4 separate regions of the Homo sapiens genome follow, and regions 1, 2 and 3 are each linked to region 4. Evidence: chromatin contacts called from ENCODE Hi-C data. All regions are on one chromosome and are shown on one strand. Each heading gives the region's core, a stretch centred on a gene start or an enhancer-like site at or near the end of the contact. The rest is flanking DNA. Distances are from core to core; before and after follow the strand shown.

Region 1 (2,993 bases), core at 367-2,866, 2.3 Mb after region 4:
GTGTTGTGATTACAAGCATAAGCCACTGCTCTGGCCTAAATTTTTTGTAGAGATGGGATCTCACTATGTTGCCCAGGCTGGTCTTGAGCTCCTGCGATCAAGTGATCCTTCCACCTTGGCCTCCCAAAGTGCTGGGATTATGAGCATGAATCATGAGGCCAGCCCAGAGTCCAAGTTCTTTTCTTTTTTTTTTTTTTTTTTTGAGACAGAGTTTTGCTCTTCTTGCACAGGCTGGAGTGCAATGGCATGATCTTGGCTCACCACAACCTCCGCCTCCCTGGTTCAAGCGATTTTCCTGCCTCAGCCTCCCAAGTAGTTGGGATTATAGGCATGCGCCACCACACCCGACTAATTTTTTGTATTTTTAGTAGAGATGGGGTTTCTCCATGTTGGTCAGGCTGATCTCGAACTCCCGACCTCAGGTGATCCGCCCGCCTTGGCCTCCCAAAGTGCTGGGATTAATGGCGTGAGCCACCGCGCCCAGCCAAGTTATTAACCACTAAATTATACTTTTTTTTCTATCCCTAGTAATGTTCTATTTCTCAAACTGAGTGGAATAGACACACACATTAGATTTGTTATTTATACCTTACATATATATTACATATACCTTTTTTATTTATTAAAGACTTCACTTAAACATACAAAGGCTTTTACAAAGAGCAAAGTAAAAACGACAATTGGAAGAAAATCTGTTGCTCATTCAAACTTTACTAGCGCCTCCAAGGCTGACACTAGGAGAGAACCTCAAGAGGTCAGCCGAACACCCCAGAGCCCTACCTTTCCTCCAGCACGTCTCCCTTTGGGGAATCGTATCACCCTGGGCGGCAATCTCCCCTCCACCCCTAGAGGGTGCTGTTCTCACTCTCTAAGGCATAGGACCAAGTTTCAGACAGGACTCTCTCTAGGTGACTCTGGCTCCCAGTGCCCAGGGGCAAAAAGAAAAGCGCTGGGCATTATTCTCGAGGTGCCTGCGCGTGCCGCCTCCGATGTGAACTCGCAGTACCATTTCTAGAACTGAATCTAAAGCTCAGAACGGGTTCATGACTTGTCCTAAGTTTTACAAGTCAATTAGCGCTAGGACTTGATCTCGGTCCTCTGAGCAATCCGGTCCCCAAGGCTGCCTGCCTCCCGAGGGTCCGGACAGGGTCTTGGGTACCCCCAACGCTCAAACTCTGAGGGACTGTCTTTCTCCAGAGGGCCCCGGGACCAACAATCTCTTACTCCTGTTAGCCTTGACTAAATACAGCCGGGACTCTGAAGGAGCTGGATCTCGCGTCCCAACGCAGGCGTCCTCCAAGAGGGATAGACAGGCGGGAGGAAAGCGGACCAGGCCAAGCCCATGCGGCGCCGGTCCTGCCAGCTCTACCTGGCGGGGCCGCGCCGGGATTACCCACCTAGCACAAGGATACGGTCCTCGGGCCGCAGCTCCGGCTCTAGGAGGGCACGGAAGGAGGAGAAGTCCCCGAACCAATCGTAGGGGGCAGAATCGGCTGCGCCTTGGTAGCGCTGATCCCAGTACTCGACTTCGCGGTACCCGCAGTTCCGCTCCGGTAACTCCGGAGGCGCCCTACCTGCCCCTGGAGAGGCCATGCTCTCAACCGCCGGGCAGCCAGAGCCGCCGGCCCTTCAGCCAATACGGAAGGCAGGATGCAGAAGGCGGGGCGCTGGTGTCTCCGCCCACCACCTGCAGTTGCTCAACACAAACACGTGGAACTTCCGTCCTTTACTAAGCGCTCTTCGAAGAATCCTCCGGCTGGGAAAACTATCGTCCAGACCCTGAATCCTCCGGCTGTACTGCCAAGTCATTTCCTAGGGCCGCACTCAAGGTGTCAGACTCACGTGGGCTCATCACTGCGTCCTCTCATATTTTCAATATGAATGACTTTTATCAGGAAATCTGAAAATTAGTGAAAGGTTCATTTTTCTCAGCATCCGGAAGGCTCGAAGGGCAGGCAGGAGGGGCGCGAACAGGGGCTTTGCCCTCCTGGAGAGACAGCATGAACACAGATGTTCCCAGCGCAGGCGAAGGAGAATGCTGGCTTCAGCGGTTGTGGGGGAGGTAGGCAGGAATGTTGCTTTTCTGGACATTCGTTCTAAATTAGCGCCTGTGTACCCAGGGCTGGGTATAAACTGAGGAGTAAGACATTGTCCCTGCTCCTATGGAGCGTGGAGTGCATCAGAGGAGACAAATGCAGAAAAATTACATTTTAGTGGAGTAAATGAAGACTGGCTACTCGGATCGGCGCTTAGCCTGGTGGGACGCCAGGCACGGGAAGCGGAACCTAAGTGTCGAAGGTTCGGGTTTCCGGGGGTGGTGGGCCCACACAAGCGGCGCACCGTTAAGATGGCGGCTGGGCTGCGGAAACGCGGCCGGTCCGGTTCCGCGGCCCAGGCAGAGGGACTCTGCAAGCAATGGCTGCAGCGCGCCTGGCAAGAGCGGCGCCTGCTGCTGCGGGAGCCGCGCTACACGCTGCTGGTGGCCGCCTGCCTCTGCCTGGCGGAGGTGGGCATCACCTTCTGGGTCATTCACAGGGTGGCATGTGAGTGCGCCGAGGGGGAGGGGAGGGGAGGGAGGGAGACCTGAACCCGCGACCCAAACTGGATCTCAGACCTGGAACTCCAAACCAGACTCTGTATCCACTCACTCGTCAATTGCGAACCCATCCATATCCCTTACCTGAGCGCCAAGCCTGCTCTACAGAAAACCGGATCTTAATCTGCCCGCATGGCAGAGGTGGATACCCTAGAGATTGGCCTTCTGCACTGAACTTACAGCCTGCAAACCAGCTTAGAAGTCAGATTTGAGCCAAAATTGTTGTACTGCTGCTGCTGCTGCTTTTCTCTGTGGCTTTGGACACCTCAGGTCTCCTCCTGGATCTCAGCTTTTTCCATGTGTTCAGTTCTGTGATCTTTGAACGTCCCTTCTCAATGATGGCATCTTGTGACCACTTGAGTCCATTAGGCATTATTGGCTACTCCTTTCCAGGCTG
Region 2 (2,938 bases), core at 36-2,535, 2.2 Mb after region 4:
CCCAGAGGTGCCCAGCCCCTCCAGCCGGCACCGAGGACCCCGGGGCCGGCCTGGGCCGGCTCGGCCCTGCTGGACGTAACCCGAGCCGGATCCGTCCAGTTTGGGAATTTGCCATGACGTCGCTATGGAGAAGAGGAAAGCCTGCATTGTCCCCTCCTCTCGTACTGCACCCTCCCACCACTGCCCTCCCTCTTCCCCCCAGGCCCTGCTCTCTTCCCCTACACCGCCCCTTCAGCCGGGCTCCCGCCACCCCCCTCCCCCGGGCATTACCCCTCCAGCTTAGTGCTGCGCGTTCCCCCTCCACTGCCTTCTCCTGGACACGGATCCCCTCCGTGCCCCTTCAGCCTGGCACTGCCCTGTCCCTTGGATACCAGCTCTTCCCTCACACTGGCCCTTCCTCCTGAGTGCTGGCTTCTATCACAAGGCCCCCCCTTCCCGGGCACTGCTCCCGCCCCCTGAGCCCCGCCTCTGCCTCCCAAATGCCCCTTACTCCTGGTGCTGGCTCTCCCGCACACTTGTGCGTTTCCTGGGCGCTGCCCTCGCTCCTCTCACACTATCTCTACGCTGCCCATCCACCCTGCGCGCGCTCCGCCCTCTGTTCTATCCTTCCCCAGCCCCTGATAGAGAACCCAGAACACCAGCAGGCAGTTCCCCCAAAGCGGAGGGATGGAAGCAGCGACTTGGGTTCCTCCTTGGGCCCAGCCAGGGAGAAGCGACCCACGCCCGCGTCCCAGGAGTAGACTTCCCGGCACCTGGAGCTCCCTTCCCTCCGGCCTACCCCTTCCGGTGCCCTCCCCAACCTCCACCCCCGCACACCCCGCAGGCCCGGTTGCTCCAAGTGCACCTACCCACGGGAGCCCCGAGAAAAGGAAGGATGAGGAAGACGGCCCCAACCCTCTCCGAATCCTTCCAGCTTTGCTTTTCACCCCTGACGGGGCAGAGGGGCCTTCCCAGGCCTGTCTGGGCCGCTCGTCTCTTCGGAGGGGCAGAGGGGAGGCGGCTCCTAACGGGCTGACCCGGAGGAGTCCGATGTAGACAGCTCCGCAGCCCCCAGCCCCAACCCCTACGGAGCTCAGGCGTCTGCAGCCCCTCCTGCCTGGGCACGGGGAACCGCGAACCCGGGCCGGCCCCTCCACGTGCCAGTAGACCCGCCCCTCCCGGGCGCCCCTCTCCGACCCGGGCATCCGCAGGGAGCCGGCGCGGGCTTGCGCCTTCCCAGCGCCCCTTGCCGCCTCTCGGGAGGCCCCGCGCGGACCCCAGCCTGGCTGGGCCGTCCCCTCCGGATGGGCCGGCGGGCGGAGCAGCGCAGAGGGCACCGCCCTCGGCCCGCCCGCCGGGGAGGGGACGCGAGCGGGAGGCTGCGCCAGCGGCGCCCGCCGGGGGCCCGCCGCACTCTGCTCTCGGCCTCCCGGGCTGCGGGGACGGGACGGCTGCCGGCGCGGACTTTGCGGGCCGGGAGCCGAGTCCAGGACAGAGCCGGAACCGCCGAGGGAGGCGAGAGGGCAGTGCGCGGAGATGGCGGCCGCGGCGGCGGAGGAAGGGATGGAGCCACGGGCGCTGCAGTACGAGCAGACCCTGGTAAGTGAAGCTGAGCTGAGCCCCAGGAGTGCGCTCCGGGACCCCTGCTCCAGGTTACCCTGGGAAGCGCGAGGACCAGGGGCCTACCCTAATCCTGTCCTAGCATTTTGAGCTGGGGAAACTGAGGCTTGGAAGTCTGAGGCTGCAGGGCCGAAGGGATGGAAAACTGCATGCTGGTTTCTGGCTGAGGCTGAGGGCCTGCAGAGGACAAGGACACCAGGTACTTGTCTCAGGTGTCCTTCCCCTCACCCCACAACATGCACGTTTTCTTTGCACCTCCCCTTCACCACCTGGGCCCAAGTCTCAGCACCCCACTGCCCCTTCCGCGGCACCATTCACACCATTGAACTTTCTCTACGCCACTATCTCCACCACCCAAGACATTCTCTGTGTCCCTGCCATGTGCATGGCACCATGCTAAGCATAGAATCGAGTGTGTAGAAAGATGGTCAGCCCCAGACCCTACCTCTGGAGGCTCCACACCCAGCGTTGGCTCCAGGAGCCCCTCAGTTGACTCTGGAAAAAGGTGGCTTGCCACTCTGGGGGACAGGAGCTTTAGGGAGGGTGGGTGAAGCAGGAATGGGTGTGGGAATTGGGACCTTTGTCTATGCTGATGCGGGGTATCCAGCCCCCACCCACCCCAGGGTGTGTCCCCTGACCTCATTAGAAGCAGGGGTCCTGGGCTCTGAGCTGACTTATCGCCCCCATTGTTACTTGGTGTTTGAGAAGCCACGTGACCCTCCTCATGTCACTGGGGTGGAAGACCCAAGCCCTAGGGAAAGGAAGGGGCCCGTGGTTCCTTTTTACCAGCTTGGGCTGGAATTTGCCCAGGAAGGTGGCAGGGAGGGAACGTCTTGGAGAGGAGAGGCTATAAGTCTGGGAGGTGCCCAGTTAGGAGAAAGTAGCTGGATGAATCAGGATGTCAGGGAGAGGTGGGAGTAGAGCAAGGGTAGAGGGGCCAACCCTTGGGATGGGGTAGGAGACACTTGCCAATCTGCCCAGACCAGGATAGGAGCATGGTCAAGGAAGCCAGGCACCTGGCCTCTGAAATGGTGCCTCTTAACACCAGCCACCTCTCCATCTCCGTCCCTTCCAGCTGTCTCTGGAATGAGCTCTCAGGGTCGAGCTCTGTCCCGGGCACTCTGTGCTCCAGCCTGCTCCCGCCCCCCTTCACCATCCTATCCCTTTGTCTTTCTCTCCCACTCTCACCTCCCTCCTCCTACACCGTGCTTGCCTCTTAATACTCTCCATTCTCTTCCTCCTCCGTACTTCTTCCTCTCTCATCCCCTTCTTTCTCTTCTCCATCCCTTCGCCTTCCCTCTCTTTTCTCTTCTACTTTCTCCTCTCTAGTTCCCTCTCT
Region 3 (2,806 bases), core at 157-2,656, 2.7 Mb after region 4:
TCTTTGTGAGGTCAGATATAGTGTCTTCTCAATTGTATCCCCAGGTTTAACATATCACCTGACACACTGTAGGTGCTTAATAAGAGCTTATGGAATGAATGAAGTGCTATTGCAGAGATAAGCATAAAGCGGTATGTGAGTACAAAGGAAGGGAATCTAAATTGGAGTGGAGGTCTGGGAAAGGCCTCCTGGAAGAGGTGACACTTGAGGCTGACCTGAAGGACAAGTCGGTTAGATGTTTCAAGTGGTGAGAACGGTAGCATGAATGCTCAGCAGTGGGAACGCGGATGGTGCCTTTGAGTAATGGCCAATGACTGTATGGCTGCAGCTAGGGTCGGGGGGAATGGAATGGCAGGGAATCAAGCTAACTGACAGGTAGTTGAGGGATGGATTATGAAAAAGTGAAAGCCCGCTTTTCATTTCAGGCTTGGATTTTGTGTTTATTTACTTATTTATTTATGAGAAAGGGTCTCACTCTGTTGCCCAGGCTGGCACGATATCGGCTCACTGCAACCTCCCGAGTTCAAGTGATTCTCCCACCTCAGCCTCTCGAGTAGCTGGGATTACAGGTTTGCGCCACCACGCCCAGCTAATTTTTGTATTTGTATTTGTAATTTTTTTGAGACGGATCTCGCTCTGTCACCTAGGCTGGAGTGCAGTGGTCCAATCTCGGCTCACTGCAACCTCCGCCTCCCAGGTTCAAGCAATACTCCTGCCTCAGCCAACTGAGTAGCTGGGATTACAGGCCCCTGCCACCATGCCCGGCTAATTTTTGTATTTTTAGTAGAGACGGGGTTTCACCATGTTGGCCGGGCTGGTATCGAACTCCTGACCTCAGGTGATCCGCCGGCCTCGGCCTCCCAAAGTGCTGGGATTAAAGGGGTGAGCCACCCCGCCCGATAGGCTTGGACTTTGTTAAAGGCATACAGAATAACACGAAGTGGTGAGATGCAGAAAAAAGTAGTAATTTAAGAAAACTTGGCTTGCCACGTTGGTTCCTCTAGGGACCAGCCCTGCAACTCCGGGCAAGTCCTATCCCCTCTGACCAGAGGCAAAGTGAAACAGTGATGACATCTACCTCTAGCAGTGCTGTGACGATTAAATGCGATCTTAGGCAAAGCGCCTGGTATGTGCCGTTACTCGAAAAAATGACAGTTGTCCCTCTTCGCTCTGGCCCCATCCTCCTCATCTGCAAATGCCGGGAGGCCGGGCCACTCTCGCAGGTCGCTCCCGGAGCCAGCTGAGCAGTGGGAGGGGAAGCGGTGGGACAGAAGGGCGCCAGCCAGTCGTCCGGGCACCGTGGCTGGTTCGGCTGCCGCTCAGCCGCGCGGGGGCGCTCTAGACTGCTCCTCGTGCTCTATGGTGTTGCCTTCGCCCCGGAAGTAGTTGCGCAGCTGGGGTTGGTAAGGTCGGGCCATGGTGGGGCAGAGGTTGGGAAGATGGCGTGGCGAGGCTGGGCGCAGAGAGGCTGGGGCTGCGGCCAGGCGTGGGGTGCGTCGGTGGGCGGCCGCAGCTGCGAGGAGCTCACTGCGGTCCTAACCCCGCCGCAGCTCCTCGGACGCAGGTAATAGCCGCCGCGCTCTGGTCTTCTCGCCTCTTGGTCCCTGAGCTCTGGCCGTGTATCCTCGGGGGCGGAGGCCGTCTGGGCCTCTTGTGCTGGCCCCAGCTCACCCCCTTCACCTTACCTGCCCCTTCTCTCTCCTCTCTCGCCTCCGTCCAGTCCTCGCTTCTCGCTCCCCTTGCCCAGCCCAGCCCCCCGCGAGCCTGCGCTTTCTCCTTTCCCATTGGGAAGGACGTGACTGGAAGGGGAACTAAGCTGAGGGTTCATTGCGTGCCACACTTCATAATCGCGAGTGGAAACTGTTGAGCCAGTTTCTGAAGTGAAGAAGTTAGTACAGCTGGCAGAATGGCGGTTTTTATTCTTTTTCCATCTAATTATAAAGGTTGTGTTCCATTACAACCAGTCGCCTTCTTTAGCTTGTGATCTAAGGGAGGACGAAGTCTGATGGAAGGTATCACTTTGTGTCTGGCAAAGTCGTAGGAGAGGCTTTATTGTTGAATTGAGACAGTGGAAGATTTCGTTTCCGGTTGATTTGGAAAGAAAACTGCCGAACCTTCCGAGTAGAAGTGTGAAGCGTATGGTTGATCAGTATTGCTGATTTTTGCATCACAGTAATTCATTTCTAATTTGAGAGAGAAGAGAGAAATTCCTCACCTGTTTAAGAATCTGATGTGCATTTGGCTTTGAAAATTTTCCTCCTCTTTTGTTCAAAACTTCATTCCTTCCAATTTCTGACTTGGTTAGATGGGTGCCTCGAATCCACCTGATTGCTGATAAGAAACATTGTTTATCAACACGTGGGATAGTCAGTGGTAAATAATCGAGGCTCTAATGTGGCGGAGCCATTGCCTAATCTCAAGGATCACCTGAAGAGTTTGTATGGATTTTATGTCCCAGGCCTCACCCCAGTCCTCCCAAATCACAATCAGGAGAGGGGTGGGTGGAGTGGAAGAACCTATATGTCCGACAAGCATTCCAGGTGAATTTTATCAGGGACTTGTGAAAACTTTACATACATTGTATCTTCATACACTAACATAGATCTGTCAGGCACTAATCTTAAACTCCTGGGGAGGTGGAAAATGAGGACAGATGGAGGTGGTAATCCCATTTGAGATTGCATGGTTTAAGGGGGAAAGAAAAGATTAATACTGGCCGGGCGTGGTGGCTCACACGCCTGTAATCCTAGCACTTTGGGAGGCTGAGGCAGGTGGATCACCTGAAGTTAGGAGTTCAAGACCAGCC
Region 4 (2,975 bases), core at 336-2,835:
TTTTTTCTAGAGCTACAGATTTTATTCGTACTTTATCACTTTTCCCAACTCACCTCATAAGCAGCACCCAGATCCTGGAATTTCTCCTGGGCTTGTGGATCATCAGGGTTCCGGTCGGGATGAAGCTGCAGGGCTAGTTTCCTATAGGCCTTTTTAATATCCTTTATAGAGGCACTTCGAGGCACCCCCAAGATCTTATAGAAATCTCGTCTGGGAAGTAGAGGGAGAGAATACTTCATTAAAGAGTTACATGTTACATTTTTCAAAGTAAAAGATTTATTTTTCCTCTACATTTAGGTTTGTATCTGAGCAAAGAGGTATAAAAATGAAGGTTTATGTGACACATACACACACAAAGAATGACTAAAGAGAGAACACCAGAATTTGTAATGAATCTTATATATTGAAGTAATCACAGTAAGAGGCTATATACTTCTTTTCGGATTATTCAAAACATCTGTGGCACTTTTCTTTCAGAACCACCTTCGGTCAAGAAAACCACTTCCTTATTTTATGGTCTCATGTTATCTTTAGGCAATAACCATATAATCAAATTAACTCTTCCCCCCTTTCCCTATACTGGCTCCAAATGATTTTGACTTTTCTAAAAGTCAAATAACACTCTCAAAGGATGATTTTCCTTCTTTAAAAAGATTATGCCACATAAATGTCCTAACAGTAGCACTGCCAGAATGTTAAAGATGAAGCAACTTAAGATAATAAATAGCTCAAGAAGCTGGGAAGTACAAGGGCTGTCTAAAGATCTTCTTGTTCCCATCCCGCATCCAATTTCGTTCAGTCCCAACTCGGGCTGGCATCATCCACCCACTTTAATGTCAGCCCCAGAATGGCTCTTCGAAGGCTTGGCATAGAGCATCGTCCGCTTCTCCACCTCAGCGGGGCACAGCAACTCACCTCTTTGATCAAACAAACGTCCATCCCCTCAACCTCAGCCTGGCACTGTCACTATCTTTCCTTACAGTCAGGCATCCCTCTTTCTTCCCCAGCTCTACGTGACACTGCTTCAGCTCGCAACCACCTTCTTTCCCTCATCCCCCAAATGCCGTTTGGCAATGCATCCAACTCCCACTCCTCTGGGCAAATCTAGCTCTACCTAAGACCCTCTCTGGACCTAAGGCCCTCTCACTGGTGTCACCCACGGTTCTCCTCTCACCCCACTAGCCTGGCCCATACTACCCCTTCCTCCGCCACCCCGCCAACCCACAGCGATGCCCCTCTCCACTCCGTCAGTCTGGCAATGCCACTTCCCCCACCCCCTCCCACCCCCCAGCAAAGGCTGACCCACAGGCCCCGTTGTCTGCGAGTGTCTGTTCCTCACCCGGCAATCACCGCCCCGATGAGGTATAGCAGCAACAGGCAAAAGGTGCTCAGGTTCTGCGGAGCCATGGTTCCTCTGTCCCGGGTCCTGTTCCACACACTCCTCACAGCCTCCTCCGCCGCCGCGTCGGCTCGCCAGCCCACCCGGCCCTGTGAGGCCGCCTCACACCGGGGGGGCGCGGGGGTCTCCTTGGTCCGCAGAGACAGCTAGCTAGCCCCCTCTTCTGCCGGTCCACTTCCCGGGAGTCCCGAGTCCCGGTGAGAGAAGCCCCCGGTAGGCGAGAGCCAATCGTTGCCCGGGACATCACACGCGGCCGGCGCCTGGAAGCCAATCAGCGCAGTACACTTCACCTCCGAGGCGGCACGGGCAACCAGTTAGGCTTCAGAACTGCAGTCGCAGCTCTTGACCAATTAGAAGCGGAGACGTCAGAGGGTCGCGCCGCTGCAGGAACCCGCTCTGCCTGAGCTACCGCGAGTCGTAGAAAATTACGTAATGATAGGGGGCCGGTCAGAGTGAGGGCACCTGAGGTACACGAAATCCCTCCGGCTTGCCCACTTCCTCGGACTTTCCACCAATCAGGAGCTTCCTCCCCAGCACCAACCAATTGTGGGAGAGAAGTTTTCTCTGTGCTACAAGCCCGGAATTTCATTCATACCCAGCTACGCTCCGAATGAGGGAGCAGAGGTACAGCGGCCGAATGAGCGGGAACAGTTATTCCACGACAGGTGTACATCAGACGCATTGCTTAGGCCTCTTATTTTACGTTCTCCAAGCAACTCCATAAGACAACTGTCTCGGAAAGGCTACAGTGATGACAGACCGACTTAAGTTCGGATTCGGCTTCCACCGCTTCTTAGTGGTGAGACCCCCCACCCCTCCCCTCCTCCCAAGTCTGAGCCTAAGTTTATCAACAAAACTGAGGCAAAGCACTTATTGGCAGTTCTGTGAATTTTAACAGGGAAAAAAATCGGTAAATCATCGGGCGTATAGTAAGCAGGCAACGAGTAAAAACCATTATTACGGTTCAAGCAGAACTCTTTGATTCCCCATCTTCCCCCCGATTTTGCTCATCGCAGTTACACAACACCTAGTTGATCAGGACAAAGCTCTAGGTGTTTTTATTCCTTTCATGCATAAGCTATCCAACTCTTTACCTCTGAACTATACTTCAATCTGTTCACTACATCTCCATTACCAGGATTCTGGGTCACAGTGTATCTCTCACCTGGCCAGGGCCTCCTAACTGGCCTCCTTGCCCCCACTCTTAATATCTTCCTTAATATCTTAATATATGTTGCTCATCCCTGTCCCTCACTCCATGATTTAAAAAAAAAAAAAAAAAGCCCGGGCGCGGTGGCTCACCCACCCAAAGTGTAATCAGCACTTTGCGAGGCCGAGACGGGCGGAGCACCTGAGGTCAGGAGCTTGAGACCAGGCTGGCCAACATGATGAAACCCTGTCTCTACTAAAACTACAAAAATTAGCCAGGTGTGGTGGCGAGCGCCTGTAACCCCAGCTGCTCGGGAGCCTGAGGCAGGAGAATTGCTTGAACCTGGGAGGTGGAGGTTGCAGTGAGCCGAGTTCCTGCCACTGCACTCCAGCCTGGGCGACAGAGTGACACACCGTTTCAAAATAA

The links. Hi-C counts contacts between places; a loop is a spot of excess contacts on that map. Pooled maps may share reads with other maps.
Region 1: a loop to region 4 is called in a map of CD8-positive, alpha-beta T cell, with 17 times the contacts of the local background. The contact joins the promoter of EEF1AKMT4 here to the promoter of DNAJB11 in region 4. A Hi-C loop is called at or near these places in 1 of 168 maps with a recorded cell type or tissue (CD8-positive, alpha-beta T cell), 2 of 37 single-sample maps with no recorded cell type and 10 of 50 pooled maps.
Region 2: a loop to region 4 is called in a map with no recorded cell type, with 10 times the contacts of the local background. The contact joins the promoter of POLR2H here to the promoter of DNAJB11 in region 4. A Hi-C loop is called at or near these places in 2 of 37 single-sample maps with no recorded cell type and 6 of 50 pooled maps.
Region 3: a map of CD4-positive, alpha-beta T cell shows a loop between it and region 4 (8-fold over the local background). The contact joins the promoter of PARL here to the promoter of DNAJB11 in region 4. A Hi-C loop is called at or near these places in 2 of 168 maps with a recorded cell type or tissue (CD4-positive, alpha-beta T cell and CD4-positive, alpha-beta memory T cell) and 7 of 50 pooled maps.

Annotation. Positions count from the first base shown.
Region 1 is chr3:184,248,295-184,251,287 of GRCh38, reverse strand. EEF1AKMT4 (EEF1A lysine methyltransferase 4) reads right to left here and starts at 1,616. Exons shown (of 3, transcript NM_032331.4): 1 at 1,398-1,616. The coding sequence starts at 1,593. ALG3 (ALG3 alpha-1,3- mannosyltransferase) reads left to right here and starts at 2,326. Exons shown (of 9, transcript NM_005787.6): 1 at 2,326-2,543. The coding sequence starts at 2,348. EEF1AKMT4-ECE2 (EEF1AKMT4-ECE2 readthrough) reads right to left here and starts at 1,616. Exons shown (of 19, transcript NM_014693.4): 1 at 1,398-1,616. The coding sequence starts at 1,593. RefSeq lists enhancers at 1,730-1,839, 1,870-1,929, 2,010-2,059, 2,258-2,993.
Region 2 is chr3:184,360,057-184,362,994 of GRCh38, reverse strand. It overlaps POLR2H (RNA polymerase II, I and III subunit H), which reads right to left and starts at 1,285. Exons shown (of 6, transcript NM_006232.5): 1 at 849-1,285; 2 at 1-122. CLCN2 (chloride voltage-gated channel 2) reads left to right here and starts at 1,390. Exons shown (of 24, transcript NM_004366.6): 1 at 1,390-1,578. The coding sequence starts at 1,516. LOC124906311 (a long non-coding RNA gene) reads right to left here and starts at 2,668. Exons shown (of 3, transcript XR_007096193.1): 1 at 2,238-2,668; 2 at 2,045-2,131; 3 at 1,684-1,776. RefSeq lists silencers at 1-125, 196-465, 1,026-1,615 and an enhancer at 2,733-2,938.
Region 3 is chr3:183,883,480-183,886,285 of GRCh38, reverse strand. It overlaps PARL (presenilin associated rhomboid like), which reads left to right and starts at 1,406. Exons shown (of 10, transcript NM_018622.7): 1 at 1,406-1,564. The coding sequence starts at 1,440. RefSeq lists enhancers at 957-1,186, 1,227-1,276 and silencers at 1,226-1,376, 1,487-1,646.
Region 4 is chr3:186,569,330-186,572,304 of GRCh38, reverse strand. It overlaps DNAJB11 (DnaJ heat shock protein family (Hsp40) member B11), which reads right to left and starts at 1,585. Exons shown (of 10, transcript NM_016306.6): 1 at 1,340-1,585; 2 at 54-210. The coding sequence starts at 1,407. It also overlaps a transcript of TBCCD1 not described here. RefSeq lists a silencer at 1,334-1,573.